Linked DNA regions of Homo sapiens: region 2 is linked to region 1. Evidence: chromatin loops called from intact Hi-C (ENCODE). Cell type or tissue: A673. All regions are shown on one strand. Links, peaks and the distances in the headings refer to the core of each region. The heading gives the core; the rest is flanking DNA.

What was found. A loop is a pair of places that touch in the nucleus more often than their neighbours do. Peaks named below come from ENCODE experiments on the same cell type or tissue, not always from the same donor. Only the 100,000 strongest peaks of a DNase experiment are listed, where the experiment ranks them.
Region 2: a loop joins it to region 1, with 9 times the contacts of the local background. A loop is called at or near these places in 2 of 110 quality-filtered maps.

What each region holds. Positions count from the first base shown.
Region 1 is chr2:220,333,076-220,344,887 of GRCh38, reverse strand. The region is part of intron 3 of LOC105373893 (a long non-coding RNA gene); the gene reads right to left. Among named protein-coding and RNA genes, the nearest start is that of MIR4268, 430 kb to the right of the region's middle. In A673, for the core only: no CTCF peak of the experiment used is centred there; DNase peaks (open chromatin) are centred at 6,827, 7,077, 7,907 and 9,257; H3K27ac peaks cover 6,840 bases.
Region 2 is chr2:220,275,434-220,287,245 of GRCh38, reverse strand. All of the region lies in intron 2 of LOC105373893 (a long non-coding RNA gene), which reads right to left. Among named protein-coding and RNA genes, the nearest start is that of MIR4268, 370 kb to the right of the region's middle. In A673, for the core only: no CTCF peak of the experiment used is centred there; DNase peaks (open chromatin) are centred at 5,775 and 7,305; H3K27ac peaks cover 2,341 bases.

The sequences.
Region 1 (11,812 bases), core at 2,507-10,506:
TGCCTTAGAGTATGGCTATTGAACATGGCAGACTGGCATTCCACAGGCTGATGAACTGTAGATGGATTATGCATCATCAGTGAACCTGTTAACCCAGAAAGCTGATCCAATGCCTCTCTAGGAAAGAGATGCACTTATTATCCGAGAATCACTGCCACAGTCCTCCAGTAATTTTCTTTTCACCCAGGGGCAGAAAAGGAATCTCCCCTCCCTGCAAGGTTACATTCCACTGTCAAAATTTCATTCTTTCCTTGAGTCCAGTGTTTCTGCTGTTATTATGTGTTAATCACATGCCCATGCATATACCCCCACACTCCTAGCTGAGTCTTTTAGCTATGCTATGTGCCTAAAGTACCTCTCTCAACTTTCTCATCCCAGCAAAAGAGAGAGTAAAGCAAGTTCTCTGCATCTCTGTCCCCAGATCAGATTCCATTCCTGCCTCAGAATAATTAATTTTGTTTATGCAAAAAATCCACTCAGTTTTTCTATTTCTAGCTGTCTGTGTTTCTAGCTAGAGAAAAAGAAGATCTACTACCTTACTGGTAATATGTTGAATGTATTACATACTAAAACATCATTGTTATTATCATGTATCAGAATTTTGGACAGATAAGAAAAAGCAAACAAATTAATATTTAATAGTAAAATAGTTCTACATTCCAGTTTTCTGTAGAGATTTTCCCAGCAGACCTCAAAGCCCTCTACTTAGATGGCTGTCTACTGTTTACTATGGTATTTTTTATTTATTACACTCTTGCTTCACACTTTTCAATTTTTGCACTTTTACAAAGCGAGAAGCCCAACAGAATTTTAGCACTGGAAGAAAGAAATGACCCATGTTCCCCAGAGACTGAAGTTTGAGCCGAACTCATGGGAAATTCATAAATTCTTTTATACTCAGTTCCCTAACATATCTGCTCAGGGTAACATGTATTGGTGCCACCACTGAAACAGACATCATGTTTCCAGATTTTAAATTGTAGTGCTGTTTTTCTTGAGGTGTGTTGCTTTCCTTGCTAGATAGTAACAGGAAGAAAATAAATCACAACTGTTATTTTAAAGTAATGTTGTTCACTCTATTCATTGTGAAAATCACAAAATGACTAATATAAATTAAAATTGTTTACAGTCTCACTCCTCCTTGAAGCAGGTACCATTAGCATTTGGTTATAGTCACTTACTGGTCTTTATTTTCTATTTTATTTATTTAGCTATTTTTTTGCACAAGACTGTGGTATTAGTTATACATTTGACATCTTTGATGTATATTTTATTGGAAACATTTTCTCACACCATTAAAAAATTATCAAAGTACTGCATGATCTCACTTATATGTGGAATTTGTAAGAGTTGATCTCATAGAAGTAGTGAGTAGCATCATGGTTACCAGAGGCTTGAGTGGTCAGGGGAGATGAGGGACGGGGAGATATTGGTCAAAGAATATATAATTACAGTTAGGAAGAATGTCTGAAAATATCCATAAGAGGCAAATACATAGAGGTGGAAAGTAGGGGTGATTGCCCAGGGTGGGGAGAAGAGGGGCAAAGGATAAGTGGAGGGTGGGGAGAGAAATGGCAAAGTACAACTTATTCAGTGTTTTTGAGGGGTGATGAAAATTTTCTAAAATTGATTATGATAATGATTGCACAACTCTGTGATAAAACTAAACACCATTGGACTTAACATTTTAAGCAGATTAATTGTATGATATGCAAATTATAGCTCAATAAAGCCGTTTTTTAAGAAGAAAAGAAAAGGAAAAAGTTATCAAAAACGTTTTGGTGGCTGCATAGTATTCCAATGTAAACATCTGTCATTGTCTGTTTAAACCATCCTCATTGTAGGAACACCCAGATTTTTTCCACTTCTTGTTTTCATCTATATCACTGCAATTGCCAACTTTTAAGGTTAACATTCACTCTCATTCATTGGCTGCTCGGACTCAGGCAAGTTACTCGACCTATGTGTAAGGCACCCGTTCCTTCATCTATAAAATGGGGATAATAATAATCCTGCAATCCTATGGTCGCTTGGAGGATTAAGGAGTTTGTATTTGCAAAGTTCTTAGAATAGTGACTGGAACCCAGTAAATACCATAAAAGTTTTGATGATGAAATAAGTAAATCTTTAGCTTTTATTTGTATAGGCCACATATTAACGCAGTGAAAACTTTGTTCTCAGCCTTGGGCTGGAGGTTAAGAGGAAAAAAAGAGGATGAAGTATAAGAAGCTCATGGCATTCTTCTCACCTTTAGTGAGGCATTTGGTGATCCTAGATAGAGCGCATAGCAGGTGATAATTCCATACCCAAACACAAAATGTACACATCAGTTGATCTTCAAGAAAGAAGTGGTCGTCTTTCTACAAATCAATAGCTAAATAATTGAATGCTTAGTGTCTATAATGAGAAGACGGAAATTTTACCCACTAGATTATTGCCGAAAATTTTTTCTGTTCTCAAAATACATCCTTTTTTTATTAGGATTTTATAACCTTTTATAATTTTATGACATATACGTTTAAAAATTAGGTTATATATATATTTGTTGACAAAATATATATTTTAAAAATAGGTAAAAAAGAAAAACCATCAAAAGTCTAATTATTTAAGTGTAAACAGAAATATAATTTTGTTGATTATCTTTTCATTGTATATCCTTTCAGACTGCTTTCCCATTCATGCCTAACAAATAGTTTCTATTCAATACTACACATATTATTTTATAACTACCATTATTATTTAATATGAGTGTCTTTCCTTAATGATAAATCACAGCTATATTATTTTGTGAAAATCCTATTTATGAGTGCATGATAACTGACTCAAATGAATATTCCTACTATTGCACAGTTATAAACTTCTTGCTATTATAAACAAGACTGCAGTAAGGATCTTGAGATACATATCTTTGTATACTTGTCCAATTCTTTTCCTTAGGATAAGTTCCTCAAAACAGAATTGCTGTTCCAATTATATGCATATTTCAAGACCTTTGCCAAATTGCCACCCAGAGTATCACCTCTCACCGGGACAGTATGAGAGTGTCTCCTTTCTCACACGTGTGTCAGCACTAAGAAGTTTCATCCTTGTAAACTTCACCAACATGATAAATAAAATGTAATATCTGATACACATATTTACATTGCTTTGACTACCAATAAAGTCTAAACTTTTAAAGATAATGTATTTTTAAAGGGCATATCTAATAAAGAATCTAGTAACAGGGGGCCAAAGACTAAAGATACTCATAACATAGTAATTCTTAAAGTTATTTAGGTTGTGGGCCTCTGAGAATCTGAAAAAAACCATTAAGTGTGGTACACATACCCACAAAATTTTGATATAATTTCATAAGTCTTCTATAGGCTATCAGTGGGCTTAATGATGCACAAAGGTATCTGTCTCAAATTAATGTTAAATGAGAAACCACAAATTCATCACACTTGCACCCTACTTCATTGGAACATGGCCAGCCAACTTCTGTTTCCTGGTAGCAGTACACACAATTAGAACTAATCTCATCAGCAACTTCTCTAGTTGTTCTATATTTAAACAACATCTCAACACAAGAAAGGTAAGCAAACCAGAAAGCGCCAGTTTTAGTAATGGATGATTTGGGCAGATAAGCCATTTTTTTTCAAGGCATTCGAGGCTGTGAGGTCTAAGAGAGAGCCCAGGACACCAGCAAGGAAGCACTGAGGTTGAGTCATTAATCCTCAGATAAGTCACATACAGTTCCAAGAGCTGTTAGCCCTTACAGATTTTATAAAGCTTATGGGAAGAAAATGAATACAGGCGATCTCCTTGGAGAAAATCTGCTGTAAAATAGCCAATTTCAAAGAAATACATTAGGGGATAGTTATTAACTTTTCTCACAAATTTTTCATTTGACAATAGGTTTTATTATAGGTCTTCCCTAAACAGTACCTAAGAGCATTTTAAAAAAATTCAATTTTCAAAAATGTGATTTACCACCCACTTGTTGTATAAAATGTCTTGTTCTCCTGAGACTAAAGATGTTCTACACCAATAAACTATTTCAATGCATCATCTGTGACTCCCTGGGAGACCACAATACTTGATAGATAGCAGGAGCAATCCACTGTGTTATTACAGAGGCTGTACTCAGAAGGATAATCAATAGATTGGTGTCAATCTGAGGCACACTGGGGCAACATCACTAGTGGATTTCTTTTTGACTTTGACTTAAGAATATTGGTATTCTATGTTTCTGCCAGTGATCTGCATGATGGAATAGTTAGCACAACATTAAGCTTTACAGGTGACACAAATTTAAAGTGGCTGGTATTTTGCATTGCAAGATTAAATGCCCTTTTGTATTTGAAGAGTATCCAGAAATAAAGACAATTGAACATGAAAAGGATATGTGGAGGAGAGTTTCACTGCAGAGAAACAATGTGAGCAACCAACTGAAGAAAGGGCCACAAAGAAGAGAGGCCCTACCAGTCTTTAAAAAGCATAGCAACCAAAAGACATAAACAGTCAGAATTGAAGATATGATGACATTGGACCAATAATTGTGCTTCAATTTTAAAAGATGCCATTTGCGTATTAATTTTATAATATTTATCAAGCACCCACTCAGGGCCAGCTGACATGATGCTGAGATATGCAAATATAGCCACCATTACTCTATCTATCCAACAGATCATTTTTGATAAAGGAACATGTTTTACCAGGGGCTACAATCCAGGAAGTTTTTCTCGGCGTTGGAGGAAGCATGAAGACTGGAAGCCTATTGAGGGAAAGGCACAGAACAAATAGGTTTAAAATGCAAGACTTCCATTTAAAAGATAAAGTAACTTGGGCTTTTCAGCTTCAAGGGTGATCTAATAGAGGTCTCATGGAGGTAACCAGATATTTTCCATTTACTTAGAGTGGTACTTCTTTTAAATGGGCCTAACCTACTTCATAAGGGTATATATAAAGACAATTTGGGGGATAGTCAAGTAAAAATAAGATTTAAGCAAATAATATGGGAATATGTTTTGTAAAACTCTGACAGTGCAATAATCCTTTTTGGCTAGGGTTCAACAGGGCCCTCTTAAATGAAGGATATGGTTCATGGCCTCCTATGTCCCTTCTAATTGACACTATCCATAAACACTCATGAATGTTTTTCAGATTCTCAAATTGGAAAACAGCCCATCACCTGGGCAAGAATAAACGTTTTCCAGACTTGTTTGACTCTTAGGCATTCACTCCTATTGCTTAACAGTTTATCTCAGCCACTTTCTATGAGACTCTAAAACTCTAATTGATATATGGGTGGGGGTGGGGAGGCGCCGCTAAACTGAAGCATTACAATTATTACCTTTTAACGTTCATAAATATTTCTCATTACATAGGCACAACTCTATTCTGTAGGTATTTTTCTTAACTTTTTTCATTCATTTCTGATAACTGTTTTCTAATTTAAAAAGCAATATGTACTTACTAAACATGTAGAAAATGCACTTAGAAAATTTAGTAAACTCAGGTAAGCAAAAGAAGAAAATAAAAATCACTCCACACTCTATGGCTCAAAGATTACCACTATTCACATCTTTATTTCATCTGGCCTGTGATTTCGGCATGTATTCTTTTCTCTGTGGCACACACTTCTGCATGTAGGACATTCCCATGGGTTTATCCAGGTTTGGACAACTGGGCTGCAGCATACAAAAAAATAACCTTTGGTTTATTCATAATTCCCACAGTAGCTGCATTCGTTTCTCACACCTGAAGCAGAGCAACAACATAAAATAGTGGGGGGAAATTGGCATAGTGGTCATGAGTTCAGTATCAGGCCTGCTAAATTTAAATCTACACCTTCTTATCAGTTTAATCTTCAGCAAGATAGGTAATTCCTAAGTCTGTTTCCCCGTCATTGGAATAGCTAATAAGATTGCCTACCTAAAGAGCTTATTGTGAGAATTAAATGAATATTTGTAAGGCACGCTCAGTACAATGTCTGCCACACAGAGCGGACTCAGTAAGTGTTGGCATTTGTTTTTTTTGTTTTTTGTTTTTTATTTTGAGATGGAGTCTTGCTCTGTCGCCCAGGCTGGAGTGCAATGGTGCAATCTCAGCTCACTGCGATCTCCACCTCCTGGGTTCAAGCGATTCTCCTGCCTCAGCTTCCCGAGTAGCTGGGATTACAGGTGCCCCGCACCACGTCTGGCTAATTTTCATATTTTTAGTAGAGATGGGGTTTCGCCATGTTGGCCAGGCTGGTCTTGAACTTCTGACCTCAGATGATCCATCGCCTCGGCCTCCTAAAGTGCTGGGATTACAGGCCTGAGCCACCGTGCCCGGCCAGCACTTGCTTTTTCTATTATTATTATTACAGTATTCCAAATGAGAGCTCTGTATGTGTATATGTGTGCAGTCTCTTTGTTTGGAAGTTATAGTGATCATCTGTTCACATTAATAAATGTTATTGTAAAATATAACTTTTAAATGTCTGCATAATAGTCCATTACTGCACTTATTACAAATTCTTTAACAAATATCCTACATAGGATATCCAAGAATTTGCAATTGCAAATAAACCAAAGGGTTTTTTTTTTTTAGCAATTATATTACTGCTTTATGGGAACTTGCCTCATCTTTGCCCATAGACTGAGAGTGAATAATGTGTCTTTTTACCTTTTTGTACCAAGTTCTTACCCCACAGTAAGCTAGGATGAAGGAAGGAAGGAAGGAAGGAAGGAAGGAAGGAAGGAAGGAAGGAAGGAAGGAAGTGAGTGAGTTTGAATAAATTTACCAGTTTAGGGGTAGTATTTTTTGATGTATTATGTTAAAAGATTCTGCCAGTCTGGATGCAAAGAGAAAAATATGTTCCATAAAATTTCCCAGAGGAGAAATAAAAGTAAATATGCTCTGTCGTGTGGTACAATTAAATTTTAACTTTTCATGAATGTTCTCCATCAGTCAATGATTCAAATTGTAAATAGCTTACTAGGATCAAAACAAAATCAAAAATAGGCCACAAATTCATACAAATAATTTTCTCTCTGAGGTGTTGATTGAATAAAATGGAACCTCATTGAGATCCAATTAAGAAAAACTCGCCAGGAAGCCATAAATGACCCAATGTATCTTGTGGGCTTACAAAAATAGCTCAAAAAGTGGAAGAAACTCTCTGCTGTTATTTTTGCTTTTGTGTTTGCACAGAGCATTGTTCTAAAAAAATCATCTTAGAAATCATCAGCATATTGATGTAAAGTTTTCATCAATCATTGTTAGGGGCAAAGAAGAAAGAAATACAAAAATAAGGAAGCAGACTAGTATTTTATTTGCTTTATTGTATCTCTAGACTGTCTAAGTGCTTTTCCATGTATCTCATTTAATTAAGGAAATTTGAAGTTTCAATGTATTAATATGAACTCCAAAGTAATCTACCAGGTTGTGGGTAAAGAATCAGGAAAGCGTGCTGACAAAAAGCTGATCTCATTGCTGGAACAGAGACCTAACTCAAGCCTGGAGTTAAGGGAATTCAGTTATTGCTGAATTCATGAAATATTTTTATCCCAGCAGGATTTGTTTTTTTTTAATTTTTATTCTGGAAAGAATCAAACCCAATTTCCTAAGGTGTAACCTTCCAGTTTAATTTTCAAGGAAACAAGTTAAAAAAAAACAAAAAACAGAATATCCCTCTTATGAAAAGGAAACAGACCAGCCCTGATCAACAATGATAGATAACGTATTTTGAGCATGACAGGTGGGGCTCCTCTTTTCCCCCTTGATTTCTTACGTGCAAATGTCCACCACTATCACCAAGCATCCATTGGGCATCTCAGAGAGAGTTATGCAAAGAGAATTCCACAGACACACTTCCCTGTCTGCACCTTCTTAAAGCATGCAAAATTAGCTCCCTTGGACTACAGATGTTCAGAAGATTCTGCTGGTGCCTCGTACAAGCAGTTTGTTACTTTGAGAAAAATGTGTCCAATCACAAATCATAAGAACAGATTGTCAGGCTGCCAAAACTTGCAATTCTGGGCCTTATTATCATCATTGTTATAGTCATTGTTCTGGTTATTGTTCTTAAACATTGTGCCTAACCAAGAACTATTTCCTGGAACATGAGTTTAATAAAATTAACTGTCAGGACTGTCTCTTACCTCTCTTTTCATTTTATCCATATCTCAGTATAAAAATAAGCAATTATTAGAATGACTATAAATGGCCTCTTAAGAAGAAAGGTTACCACTTTTCTCTGTAAAATTTATAAAAGTGCTAAAGTACAGTTTCAAATATTATTTATTCAGTCCCAATTGCTCACTACTGGCCACTGTACCATATGGCATCTTAGTGTTACACTTACAATAATACACTTTGTATTCACAATAATCCTATTGAGTAATTACAGTTATTGCTTTTACAGTTGAAGACACTAAGGCTTAGGGAGGCCAAGGAACATAACCAGAGTTGCACACCTCGTGAGCAGCAAAGTCATGATTGGAAGCCAGGCCTTCTGATTTAAGTCCCTTGCTCTCCCACTATCACTTAATACTTTCTACACCTCCAAAAACTCCTTTAATAAATTCAAAGCTGCAACCACTCTCCTCACTACCATTTCAACTGTTCTTTGCTATGCTTTAAGCATCAGTTTTTTCTACAAATAAAATGTACTGATTGGATTACTGAAACCACACCTGACTGACTTAGAGCTAATTTTAACAGAACGAGTCCCAGCTTATCCAAAACATTCATTGGGCAGATTGAAATTTTCAAAGCAGATAGACACAGTAAAATAAAAGTTATTAATTTGTTGCATCTCTGTAGTGAGACATAGGCTAATGATTTTTTTTCTTGTTCAAGTCATTTAAAAAAGAGAATAAGCGATAGGGAGGTAGAGCAAGATGGCCAAATAGAAGCCTCCAGTGATCATTCTCCCTCCCTGCAGGAACACCAAATTAAACAAATATCCACATTAAAAAAGGCCTTCATAAGAACCAAAAATCAAGTGAGTGATCACAGTGGTTTTAACATCATATTAAGGAAAGAGGCACTGAAGAGGGTAGAAGACATAATCTTGAATCACTGACACCACCAGCCCCATCCCCCGGCAGCAGCCCAGTGGCACAGAGAGATAATCTGTGCACTTGCGGCAGGAAGAATGTGGTAATTGTGGGACTTCGCATTGTAACTCAGTGCTGCCCTGTCAACAGCAGAAAGCTACATGGGCAGAACTCAGCTGGCCCACACAGAGGGAACATTTAGAGCAACCCTAGCCAGAGGGGAATTGTCCATCCCAGCTAAGAACCTGAGCTCCAGCAAGCCCCGCCATGGTGAGCTAAAGTGTTCTGGGTCCTAAATAAAACTGAAAGGCAGTTTAGGTCACAAGGACTACAATTCCCGGGCAAGTCCTGGTGCTGTGCTGGGCTCAGAGCCAACAGACTTGGGGAGCACAGGACCTAATGAAACACCAGCTGGGGCAACCAAGGGACTGCTTGTGTCACTCCTTCCCCAACTCCTGGCAGTGCTGCTCACAGCTCTGAAAGTGACTCCTTCGTTCTGCTTGAGGAGAGGAGAGGTGAAAGCAAAGAGGACTTTATCTTAAACTTGGATACCAGCTCAGCCACAGGAAAATTTGGCACAGCTAAGAGTCCTAAGGCCCTTATTCCATGCCCTAGCTCCTGGATAACATTTCTAGACATGCCCTGGGCCAGAAGGGAACCCATTGCCTTGAAGGGAAGGACCCAATCCTGGCAGAATTCATCACCTGCTGACTAGAGAGCCCTTGAGTTCTGAATAATGAGTAGTGGCCACAAGGCCTTACTCACCATGGGCCTTGGGTGAGACTCAGAGCCATGTTGGCTTCATGTGTGACCCAGCACATTCCCAGCTGTGGGGAGAGATCTTTTCTGCTTACGTAAAGGACAGGGAATAGTAAGAGAACTTCGTCTTACAGCTTGGGCACTAGCTCAGCCACAGTGGGGTACAGCAGTATGCAGGTTCCTAGAGTCCCTGATTCTAGGCCTCAGCTCATTTCTGGACCTCCCTGGGGCCAACAGGGAGCTCACTTCCCTGAAGGGAGAGACTGAGGACTCACAGCATTCACCACAATCTGACTGAAGAGACTTTGGGCCTTAAGTGAACATTGACAGTTTCCAGGCAGTAATCACCATGGGTCCAGGGCAGTGGTGGCCACAGAGAGAGACTCTTCTGCCTGAAAAAAGTAAAGGGAAAAATGGTGAGGGAAGAGTAGGAAGGACTTCGTCTTGCAGCTTGGGTGCCAGCTCAGCTGCAGTAGAATAGATCACCAGCTAGATTCCTAAGGTTCCCAACTCTAGGCTCTGGCCCCTTGATGGCATCTCTAAACTTGCCTAGGAACTGGGAAACTCATCACCCTGAAAGGAAGGACACAGGCTGGCTGGATTTACTGCCTTCTAATTGTAGAGTCATTGGGCCTTGAGTGAATATGGGCAGTAGCCAGGAAGTGGTCACCACAGGCCTTGGGCAAGATCCAGTGCTGCACTGGCTTTGGGTCTGATCCAATTCAGTCACAGTGGTGGTGACCACAGAGGTGTTTGTGTTACCCCTCCTTCAGCTCCAAGCACCTCAGCACAGAGAGAGACTTCATTGTTTGAGGGAGAGTAAGGAAAGAGAACAAGAGTCTCTGCCTGGTAAGCCAGGGAATTCTCCTGGTTCTTACCTAAGACTACCAAGGCAGTACTCTATGAGTCTGCAAGAGCCACAGCGTTACTGGGTAGGGTCCCCCCAATGCAGATTCCAGCTGCAGTGACCAAAGACTTAGATCACAACACCCAACTCCCTTCAAATACTTGGAAAGCCTTCCTGAGAAGGATTAATACAAACAAGCCCAGACTGTAAAGACTGCAATAAATATCTAACTCTTCAATACCCAGACACCAAGGAATACCTACAAGTATCAATACCATCTAGGAAAACACAACCTCACCAAATGAACTAAATAAGGCACTAGTGAACAATCTCAGACAGACAGAAATATGTCACTTTTCAGACAGAGAATTCAAAATAGCTGTTTTGAGGAAGCGCAATGAAAATCAAGATAACACAGAGAAGGAATTCAGAATCCCATCAGGTAAATTTAACAAAGGGATTGAAATAATTTAAAAGAATCAAGCAGAAATTCTAGAGCCAAAAAATGCAACTGACATACTGAAGAATATATTAGAGTTCCTTAACAGTAGAATTGATCAATCAGAAGAAAGAATTAGTAAGCTTGAAGAAAGGCTATTTGAAAATACAGTCAGAGAAGACAAAAGAAAAAAAAGAATAAAAAGGAATGAAGCACACCTATGAGATCTAGAAAATAGCCTCAAAAGGGCAAATCTAGGAGTTATTGGCCTTAAAGAGGAGGTAAAGAGAGAGAGAGGTCATGGTAGAAAGTTTATTAAGAGGGATAATAACAGAAAACTTCCCAAAACTAGAAAAAGATATCAATATTCAAGTACAAGTAAAAGATATCAATATTCAAGTACAAGGAGGTTATAGAACACCCAGCAGATTTAACACAGATAAGACTACCTCAATATATTTAATAATCAAACTCCCAAAGGTCAAGGATAAAGAAGGGATTCTAAAAGCAGCAAGAGAAAGGAAACAACATAAAAAGGAGTTCCAGTGCCCATGGTAGTAGACTTCTTAGTGGAAATCTTATAGGCTAAGAGAGAGTGCCATGACGTATTTAAAGTGCCAAAGGAAAAATCTTTTATCCTGATTAGTACATCTAGTGAAAATATCCTTTAAACATAAAGGAGATATAAAAACTTTCCCAGACAAACAATAGCTGAGGAATGTTATGAACACCAGACCT
Region 2 (11,812 bases), core at 2,342-10,341, 57 kb after region 1:
TTAGTAAATATGGGATGAATAAGTAAATTATCTTTAAAGGCTTCAAGTCCTTATGATGACTGTATCTTCAAATATCAATTAAGGGGAAAAACTGAGACATACAGCATTAGCCTAATCATGTTTTTGTTCTGTTACCTTGAACAAGTTACTTTTCCTTAGAAGCCCTAATTTCCTCATCTGTACAATGGGTACAATACTGCCCACCTCAAAGAGGTGTGACAATTAAATAAGAAAATGCCTTGAAAGATGCTTAGCCAAGCTACTAACATATAATAAGAATTAAATGAGTGTTAGGTACTACAAATGATTAATGTGAAAGTATCCCTTTCACTATCCCTTTGATAACCATATTTTGCAAGAGGTAAATTTTCAGAATCATTTGTTGTTTGTTCTTGCTGGGGTAATTTTTTGTCTCTTTCTGAGAGTTTTGCTCTTTGGTGTTACCCTTTTATCTGAATCATGCTTATCCTTTCCTCAATTTTCTCCCTCTCTGTATAACAAGAAATAGCCAATAAAGAAACAGCCAATAATTCAGGTGCCCAATAATTCAGGGCTGAGTAACTCACCACACATTGAGTCAACAGGGATTCCAATTTAGAACCATATCAACAGATATCATCCCCTGTAAATATTTCAAAAACTGATGGACATGGCTGTTTTCACTATTCCAAATTACCATATGTGTCCATCACTCAAATTTGTTTCCATTCACAAATAAGCTCTATGATGTTATTCCTGAAAAGAATCACAAATCCAAATTTCCATATACATCAGTTTTAGTCATGCTCATTCCCATCAAGATTTGGCAAGGGAAAGGGAGGTTTATAAACTGATGATAGGAGTAAATTATGCATAATCCCATAGGTCAGCAATGTCTTAAAGCATGTTAAAAACTAAAGGTCAAATCCCCAAAAGTCAAAGTTATTTACCAAAGGCAGCAATCTTATTTTACTTCTTTTAAGACCACAGATACTCTTATTTCCCAAAAAGTCTTGAAGATTTCCTTGTACTGTATGTAGAATTGGAAATAAAGCTAACTTTGGTCCTCTACTAATTGCAGACCACCCTGCTGTTTGTGGCAGGGTGGTCTCTTCCTCGTGCCACAAATACACCAGGCTCATTTCCATTTTCTTGCTTTTACTCGAATTTTCTCCATCCTCTAAACTACGACTCTCTCAGTTCAAATCCCGGCTGCACCATTTATTAGCTCTGAGATCTTGGAAAATGTATTTAACATTCTCTAAACCTCAATATCCTTATCTATAAAATGTAGATATTAATAAAAATAGTATCTATCTCAAATGGTTGTCATCGTGATTAAATTGGACAGTGATTTAATTTTTTAGCCCCTTTCCTGGTGTTACATAGCGTACACTTCATGACCAAAGATATTGTGGCTGCTGTTATTCTCCCTAGTCTCTTGCACCCACCTACAAAGGTTTACCCTATACCTTTCGCAGGTACTTTCTCTCTTCACTGCGTGTACTGCATGAGTTGCACTCAGCACTTGATTATATATATATAGGTGACCCATGAACAACAAGGAGTTGAACTTATGGGTACACTTACACCTGGATTTTCTTCCTCCTCTGCCAACCCTGAGACAGAAAGACCAACCCTTCCTCTTCTCTTCTTCCTCTTCCTCTGCCTACTCAGTGTGAAGATGAAAAGGATGAATACCTTTTTGATAACCCACTTCCACTTAATGAATAGTAAATATATTTTCTCTTCTTTATGATTTTCTTAATAACATTTCTTTATCTCTAGCTTGCTGTATTATAAGGACAGAGCATATAATACATCTAACATAAAAAATGTGTTAATTGACTGTTTATGTTATAGGTAAGGCTTCTGATTAACAGTGAGCTATTGGTTAAGTTTAGGGGAGTCAAAAGTTTTCTTTTCTTTTCTTTTCTTTTTTTTTCGAGATAGAGTCTCGCTTTGTCACCCAGGCTGAAGTGCAGTGGCACGATCTCGGCTCACTGCAACCTCCGCCTCCTGGGTTCAAGCCGATTTTCCTGCCTCAGCCTCCCAAGTAGCTGGGATTACAGGCGCATGCCACCACACTGGCTGATTTTTGTATTTTTAGTAAAGACAGGGTTTCACAATGTTGGCCAGGCTGGTCTCGAACTCCTGACCTCAGGTGACCCACTCACCTCGGCCTCCCAAAATGCTGGGATTACAGGTGTGAGCCATTGCACCCGGCCAAGTCAAAAGTTTTATACAGATTTTTTCACTGCATGGGGGTTCAGCACCCTTAACTCCCACATTGTTCAAGGGTTAATCTGTATCCTCTTCATACTATGGTAAATGACAATACTCTGTTCTCCTCCTTTTAGGCACACAAGGGAATTGTCCTTTTCCACCCTTCCTGCTATTTGGGGTGGGGGAAGCCCACAGGAGTAGTTCTGGCCAATGAGTTGTAGTCAGAAGTGACATATCACTTTCAGGCTACGCCATTTAATTGCTGGTGAGAGACCCTCTAGAGTCCTTTCCCCAGCGTCAGTCATCAATCCTGGAAGCATTTGTTGAGACAAGGCCCCTATCAGTCTGGATCCTAAGTGACTGTGATAAGCAGAATCTATACTACTCCAACAATAAAATGAATGAGCTACTGATACACACACTAACATGGATGAATCACAAAAGCATGTTAACTGAAAGAAGCTAGACAGAAAAAAGTATGTTCTGTATGATTGCATTTCTATGAAATTGTGGAACAGATAAAACTAATCTATGGTGACAGAAATCTGCAGTGCTGTATCAGTGGTTGCATAGGGCAGAGGATGGTGGCATCCTGTGAAAGGATACCAGGAGAATTTTTTGGGTGATGGAAATGATCTATGTATAGATTATGGTGACACGTCATAACTCATTGGATTGTACTCTTAAAATAAATCCAGTTCATTGTGTGTAAATTATACTTCAATAGAGTGATTTAAAAACAAACCACACAAGACAAAAATAAGCAGAATCTCCCTGATAATTCTTGCTTGATTTGTAATTTAATAAGAAATAAATCCTGTTTTTAAAGTTTCTGAGACTAGAAAGCAAAGTTGTTTGTTACTGCAGCCTATCCTAACTAACATGTATACATTGGTTTTATCCTCTTGACCAGAATGTAAAAATTTTATGGAGAAGGAGCAAAGTCTTCCTCTTCTTTCTACCCCACAGCACTAATCACAGGCCTAGATACACAGTATCTTCTACTTGACTTAGGCCAACCTACAAATTTCAACATTGCAACTGAGATCCAAAACCAAAAATGCTCCCAGAAACCAGTTTCTAGTCACTAAGGTGGAAATGTGTTAAGCTAAATAGCAAATAATAATAATAATAATAATAATAAATTAAATTAAATTAAAAAAATGCATACTTAAGTAGGATCCTAAGTCCTATATTCAGGTTTCTTTCAAGACAGATTCTAAGAGTATCTAATGGCAAATCCCCAAAACCAGCTATGGTAGAGCTGTAAACAAAGCTGAAGTAGGTCATGTGACTCAGGGAAGCATGGACTGAAGACGTTACTATCAGGAAAGAAAGTTCAGTAGTGGTTGCAAAGATAAGAATGTCAAGGCATCATTTTATGAGATCAATTCGTCAAGAGGGCATCTGCCTAAGAAAAGGACCATGTGCTAATGTCCCATACCAATATCCCACACCAGTCCTGAGTGGGGATGAGTCATTCACCAAGACTTAGTAGGGTGATTTCAGACATCTACAAACAAGGTAAGAGAGGGTGGACAGCCAGATGAGAGGAGACTGAGAATCATCTAAGTATGTTTCAAATTAAAAGAAAACACACATAAATAAGGTTCTCCTCCAAAGGTTCCCACACTTACTAGACAATCAGAATCGATAGGCACGCTTCTCTTTTTGGAGACAGGGTCTCACTCTGTTGCCCAGACTGGAGTGCAATGGCACAATCATGGTTCACTGGACTCTCCAATTCCCAGGCTCAAGTGCTCCTCCCCCCTCAGCCTCCAGAGTAGCCGGGACTACAGGTGCACACAACTGTACCTGGCTATTTTATTATATTTTTAATTTTTATTTTTATTTTTATTTTATTTTATTAATACGGAGTCTCACTCTGTCGCGAGGCTAGAGTGCAGTGGGGTGATCTCGGCTCACTGCAACCTCTGCCTCCCGGATTCAAGCAATTCTCCCGCCTCAGCCTCCCTAGTAGCTGGAACTACAGGCGCATGCCACCACACCCAGGTAATTTTTGTATTTTTAGTAGAGACAGGGTTTCACCAGGTTGGCAAAGATGGTCTCAATCTCCGGACCTCGTGATCCACCCACCTCGGCCTCCCAAAGTGCTGGGATTACAGGCATGAGCCACTGCGCCTAGCCTACCTGGCTATTTTTTAATATTTTTTTGTATATACAGGGTCTCACTATGTTGCTCAGGCTGATCTCAAACTCCTGGCCTCACGCAATCCTCCCATACAGGCACATTTTTAAGACTATAGATTACCAGGCAGCATCCCAAACTGACATACTCAGAATCTCCTGGGATAAGATAGAGGCTGAGAATACATGTTATTAATAATATTGCCAGTTAAGTTTGACAGTCAGTTCAATCTGGGGAACCTCAACTCTATTTTCCTGGAAAAGAATCATTCCTTCTGCAGCTGGGGATATTCTGGGTCCCAGAGAGAAAATCAAGGTGCTGCCCATCCTGTAAGGAAAGGCACCTGGAAACCTGGGAGAATAAAGAGAGAAGCTGGTAGGAACCGTTCCAACTTTCCCTCTTGCCATTGGAGACCCAAGAACTATGAGGAAGTAGGGACTCCAAGGAAACCTGGGTGATCCCCACCTTGTTTTAATTACATAACTCCACTGTCAGGTGTTTTCCTGAGGGACAGAGCCTCCGTGCGTTTACTGACAAACCTGAGAGGCATCCCTGGGAGTCTTTCAGCCTTCTGTGCTGTGTCATTTTACCTGCATCAGGAGAAATTTCAAGGCAATGTAAATAATGTATATCTTTTCTTTAAAAATCAGTGTAAATATTTCATAGACTGTACAGTAAATAATAAATACATTTGGAAAAAAACAATATAAATATTTGATAGTTTGCAGAGCAACTTGTTAAGCCTGGAATTACATTTGAATGTTCAAAAAAATCCAGTAAATCCTGAATTACATACAAATGGTTCAAAAGTGACCCAAACACAGTCATGGATGCAGTTTTAAAAATTGCTGTTTCCCTCTTCACCAGGGGAGTGTTAAATCAAGATGTCACCGTCTGTCACTGCCAGCTTGTGAATCATCTGAAATTTTGGTAACTCCCAAGTGCCTATGCCTTCTGATAATACTTGGCTTGCATCTTAAAATAATAAAAACATCCTCTACCTATGAGAGAAATTCAGGAATACCATGCTATGCAACTGCTGCTTTTAATGCAAAGAAGTTCCAATCCTGCAATGGTTGCTCCATAGAAAGATTGAATAATAAACATCAAATGCCTCTTGCAAACCAAGCAGGTAAAATTTTTCAGACCCATCATCGGTGGGTCGAATTTGGAGGAGGAAGCTTCAAACAGTTAAATTTTTTTTTTCATGTTATCAGGGACTGGTTTTATATTCATAAAATAAGGAATCCCTTCTGCCACTGGCTCCTGGTCCTTGATCTGTTCCATCTTCACATTTCTGTGCTCTTCTATAATGATATGGAACTCCACACAAGTTCATCTGTGTCCTCTTCCGTTCTATTAATTCCTGCCATGTATGCCCTTGAGACTCAGTCCCAGGAGGCCTCCCTTGGGAGATCATTCTCACTGAAACTTGCATGTGCCTCTATTGTAGCATGTGTCCTAGAGAATTCAAAGGGGAGTTTGCATTATTCACTACCATATCCTGGAACCCAGAAGAGTGTCTGGCACATAGTCAACTCCATAAATATTTGTTGAACAAATGAATGAAGGGATGCATGCATCTCTGTCTTACCTAGTGACAAAGGACAGTTTTTTTTATTTGTTTTTGTTTTTTGTTTTTTGAGACAGTCTCTCTCACTCTTTCGCCCAGGCTAGAGGGCAGTGGTGTGGTCTCGGCTCACTGCAAACTCTGCCTCCCAGGTTCAAGCAATTCTCCCGCCTCAGCCTCCTGAGTAATTGGAATTACAGGCATACATCACCACTCCCAGCTAAGTTTTTGTATTTTTAGTAAAGACAGGGTTTCACCATGTTGGCCTGGCTGGTCTCAAACTCCTGACCTCAGATGACCCACCCTCCTTGGCCTCCCAAAGTGCTGAGATTACAGGTGTGAGCCACCGCGCCCAGCCCAAGCACAGTATTTTTATACGTCATGTTCTCAGAGCCTGTTCCAGCACCTCACAGAGTAGGTGTCCAATAAAGATATCTTGAGTAGATAAACAGACCTAACCATGTAATGTGTCAGTGCGTTGTGATGGCAGATGCAGTGTGCAAAACAGAAAGGAAGAGGGAGAGAAGAAATAGGGATGTGCCAAACTCCAGCTTCACTCTTCCTATTGAAATATACATATCCCTGGGGAAGATTAATAGGCACATGCCTTAACAAAGGGTTATGAGGAGCAGGAAGGGTACATTTTATTTTCAAAACTAAATCTTTCTGGTTATACCCATATAGTATTTATATAGTAGATACTTCTAAGAAGCTCAAAGCACAGCCGTGTTTGGCACATTGGATTATGCATCAAACCACTCCTGTGTGGTTAGCTGATGGAGGTCATTTATTCATCTCATTTTCCCCTTGAAGGAAGCAAAGGCAAATTAAAGGAAAAGTTCTAAAGACTTGTCCAGAGGCGCTCAAACATGCAACAGTGGATCCAGAGTCCTTGCCACAGACCTTTGGAGCACATTTCCCCAAAAGGTTAGGTGCGTAAGTCTGGTATTAAGAAGCTCCAGCTGTCTATTATCTACTAATCAACAAAAGTTCATAGAGTCTTAGCTCTTTGGACAGTGTGGAATAAGCTGATAGATCCGTGCACTGTATGTAGGTGTTCCAACATATCCTATTGTTTGTAGGTAAAGAAAATTTTCAGTTAGGTTCAGTAAGGAGTGGTGTCAGGGAGTCACTCAGGTTTATAGTTCTTAAGTGTTTTAGCTATTTGTAATAAAATGCATCCTAGGACACTGACAGGGAGAGGCATCCAGAGAAAAATAAGATATGGTTTCTGACCTCATGGAGCAAAGAATCTAGTTGACTCATAGGATAATAGGCTAATACAATAATCTAGTTAAAGAATCTAGCTGACAAGACAAGTACTCAGGAAATGCTTAAATTTTAATGTGTAGCATTAGATGGCAGGTTTAATTAAATGAAATAAATAATGCATCATTTAGGGTTATGTTTGTTGCATGAAACAGTGACTGAAGTAGAAAAGAAACTTAGTGTAAGCACATGGAGTATCATGGGATAGAAAAGAAGGCTGAAGAGGCATGAAGCCTCAAAATGAATTAACAGTTCTTCGTGTCTTCCAAGATTCTACTCAAGATTCAAAGTCTCAGTAGAAAGAGTCCAGTGGGCTGGTCCCTTTGACCATACTGGGGCAATAATAGGAAGGATCTAATGGAAAAGAACTGTATGGATTTCTCAGCCTCTCACGTAGGAGGGCAGAGCCTCTGGGTTTATCATTTCTCTGCAACTCCACCCACTGAGTAATTCCCCCAAAGGCACTGAGGTGCTATCAGGAGGGAGGAATGCAAGAAGGGAGGCCAAAAGACGGCAAATGTTCTTTACCATGAAAGAAATTCAGCAAAGGGAGAAATCTCTGGACATGAATCAGAGAAGAATCATGGAGGAGGTGGGACTTGAGGTTGGTAGATGTGTTCCCAACACTTAATTAGATGGAGCAAGAAGAAAACTCATGACTAATACAGGAAGAGGTGAGGTTGGGACAGCAGATAATGCTGTCAAATAATAAAGTTCACTGGACTTAAATAATAATAATAAATACTTTTTTTTTTTTTTTTGAGACAGAGTCTCGCTCTGTCACCCAGGCTGGAGTGCAGTGGCTCAATCTCGGCTCACCACAAGCTCTGCCTCCCGGGTTCCCACCATTCTCCTGCCTCAGCCTCCCGAGTAGCTGGGACTACAGGCGCACGCCACCACACCTGGCTATTTTTTTTGTATTTTTAGTAGAGATGGGGTTTCACCGTGTTAGCCAGGATGGTCTCAATCTCCTGACCTCATGATCCACCCACCTCGGCCTCCCAAAGTGCTGGGATTACAGGCGTGAGCCACCGCTCCCAGCAATAATAAATACTTTGTGTGTGTGTCTGTGTGTGTGTGTGTCTGTGTGTGTGTGTCTGTGACAGAGTCTCGCTCTGTTGCCCAGGCTGGAATGCAGTGGCGCGATCTCAGCTCACGCAAGCTCCGCCTCCTGAGTTCAAGCAATTCTCCTGCCTCAGCCTCCCGAGTAGCTGGGATTATAGGCACGCATCACCATGCCCAGCTAATTTTTTGTGTTTCTTTAGTAGAGACGGGTTTTCACCATGCTGGCCAGGCTGGTCTCAAACTCCTGACCTCAAGTGATCTGCCCACCTCAGCCTCCCAAAGTGCTGGGATTATAGGCATGAGCCACTGAGCCTGGCCAATAAATACATTTTTAAAAAAAGAATGTACAAGTTTATTTGGTTGCCAGGCAAGAGAATATATTCCAATGAAGAAATGTACTGAACTAGGTTAAAGGTAAAAGTTGGGAATTTTAAGGTTGACTATTCTATATCCAAAATGCTTGCAATCAGAAGTGTTTCAGATTTTGGATCCTTTTAGATTTTGGAATATTTGCATTAGACTTGCTGATTGAGCAACCTAAATCCAAAAATCTAAAATCCTAAATGTTCCAATGAGCATATCCCTTGAGCATGATGTTAGTGCTCAAAACATTTTGGATTTTTGAGCATTTTAGTTTTTCATTTTTACATTTGGGATATTCAACCTGTATTCACAAATGAGTTGATAGTGGTTATGTCAAACTTGCTCTCTGCACAGTGTGGAACGAGCCAATAGAGCTGTGCAGTGTCCATGAGTGTTCCAACACGTCCTATTGTGTGTAGGTAAAGAAAGTTTTCAGTAAGGACTGATGTAAGGGAGTCACTCACATTCAAAGTTCTTTAGTTGTTTTAGCCAGTTGTAATAAAACACAGCATTCCATTTTGATATCTCTTGGGTAGGAGGAAAACTTTTAGAGTGCTTGGCTACAGTTTTAATCACATATAAGAATAATAATGTTTATATATGCATAACAAATAAACTTTAAACTTTAATGTTTACAAATTCTTTCACAAATGTTAACACAACTGGGCCTCACCAAACTTCTATGCCATATCTATGACCTCCGTTTCTGTTTTCATTTTACAGAAAAGAGCCAAGTTCAGAGAGGTAAATGATTTGCCCAAGATAGCAACCAGGGTCAGCCAACTAACTATGTATTTCTTTTTCCAAGTCATGCTTCACAAGGAGGCGGCAAAATATTACACCACATATGAATTTTAGTAATCCATGCTTTCCTAAGATCTAGATGAAATTAAATAACCTAATAAACATTTATATATATTTTCAAGATAAAGATAAAATTCCTCGGATTAAAAAACTAATAACAACAGCTCTTTTAATGGGAGAAAGAATCATGGAAAGCATGTGTCATCAGGTATCAAATATTTACTCAGTGCTTCACTTTGGGCAAACTCTCCTCCAAGACAAGCCAGGGCCCATGGCCAAGAACCTGGGGAAAAGCCTAGAGTCAGACTGGATGGAGAAATGAGAGAGAGGAATGACTGGCCTGCAACCAGAGTTTTAAGCACAAGGAATCCAAAGGATTTCATTGAAGGCAAAGCTGCAAACCAGAAGGAAGCAAGGGATTGAACCAAAATTTCTCTGCAAAAGCAGAAAAGGCAGAAAGAAATCAGAGAGTTACAAGACTGGAGCCAGAAACCTCAAGCAGAATGGTGGGAAAGAGGCTTTTGGAGGACAGGGAGTTTCCCAAGGCCTGCTGTAAAGAGAGAGAGATGTTGGAAAGAGGGGAAGAGGCTCCCAGAACCTGATAAAAGGGAGACATAAGAAAGCCCAAGAAGGAATCACCCTTAAATAGCTCTCAATCAAGCTGTAAAGATAAAACATAAACATTGAGGATACAGTTAATAGCACAGGACAATAAACCAATAACAAACTAAAGAAGTTAATGGGAGACACAGGAGGTCAGGAAAGGAGAAGACCATTCCAGGCTAGGTCTGCCTCCGAAAATTCCACCAAGGAATGACACAGACCTTGAGAAATGTGCTTATGGCCCATATCTCTTGCCAATTTGCTTCAAAATGCACTCCCAGGCTTAAAACTTATTTCTCAATTTATCACTCTTGGGGAGTGTAGCCCTGGCTCCCTTCATTTCTAGTTTTTCTATTCCTATGCTAGATGATTTTTCTGAAAGCCAGCCAAAGTATCAGATCACTCTGCCTTCATTTCACTGAATTTCAACAGACTTATACTGAGTACCTCCACTCTGCGCTTGGCACTGTACAATGTGTTGGACTTAGAGAAATTAATAAGGGACAGGCCCCTATCCTCAAGAAACTTGGAGTTATTCATTCAGGAAATACAGACATATACACAAATACTTATGTAGGAAGGTCTACAAAAGGAAACAGTGCAAAAGCTAAGAGCAATGAATTCTTTGTGTGTGTGTGTGTGTGTGTGTGCAACAAGGCTGTTTATTTCACCTGGGTGCAGGCGGGCTGAGTCCGAATAGAGAGTCAGCGAAGGGAGATATGGGTGGGGCCATTTTATAAGATTTGGGTAGGTAAAGGAAAATTATAGTCAAAGGGGGGTTGTTCTCTGGCGGGCAGGTGTGGGAGGAGGAAAGACTTTTTTGCATTCATTTATTCAGCATGTTTTTGAGCATTGACCAAGTGCCCAGCACTGTGATGAGCACTGAGGATCACTCACTGTTTATTTAGTAAGCCACAGTGCTTCCTGAAGAGTAGTTTATATTTTAAGTTGGGAAGAAGCCCATCTGAGTGAGAACCAAGAAGAAATGTTTTGGTCATCCTGAGACTTTAGTATGAAAGGATAAAGAGCTGCAGAATGCAGAGTGGGTCTAATACGGTGATATGGTTTGGGTCTGGATCCCCACCCAAATCTCATGTCAAATTGTAATCCCCAGTGTTGGAGTAAGGCTTGGTGGGAAGTGATTGGATCACGTGGATGAATTTCCCCTTTGGTGCTGTTCTCATTATAGTGAGTGGGCTATCTAATTGTTTAAAAGTGTGTAGCACCACCCCCTCCTCTCTTCTTCCTCCCGCTCCAGCCATGTAAGACAAGCCTGCAAGATGTGCCTGGTTTCCCGTTCACCTTCTGCCATTATTGAAAGTTTCCTGAGACCCTGCCCCCTCTGCCAGCCATGCTTCCTGTATAGCCTGCAGAACTGTGAGCCAATTAAACCTCTTTTCTATATAAATTACTCAATCTCAGGTATTTCTGTATAGCAGTGCAAGAAGAGACTAATATATTTGGTATCATCATGATGGACTTCTTGATACATGACCTGTTCCCCCATATCCCTTCCAAATCAGGCATGGTCCTCTTAGGAATTTGCCATGAGCAAAAGTAACAATCCCAAATACCTGTCATTTCAACAAGATTCCTGTATTACTCATCAAAAGGAGCATTCACTACAGCAGAAAAGTTTATGCATGGGCAGAGATGGGACACAGTTCAGGATGGCATCAACTCTGCCTTGCGCCACTCGTACGCATTCTGGCACAGGCCAAGGGGAAGCCAGCTAGAGGGTCTACAGCCCACCACCCCAGAAACCACTCCAGGTTCTTAACCTC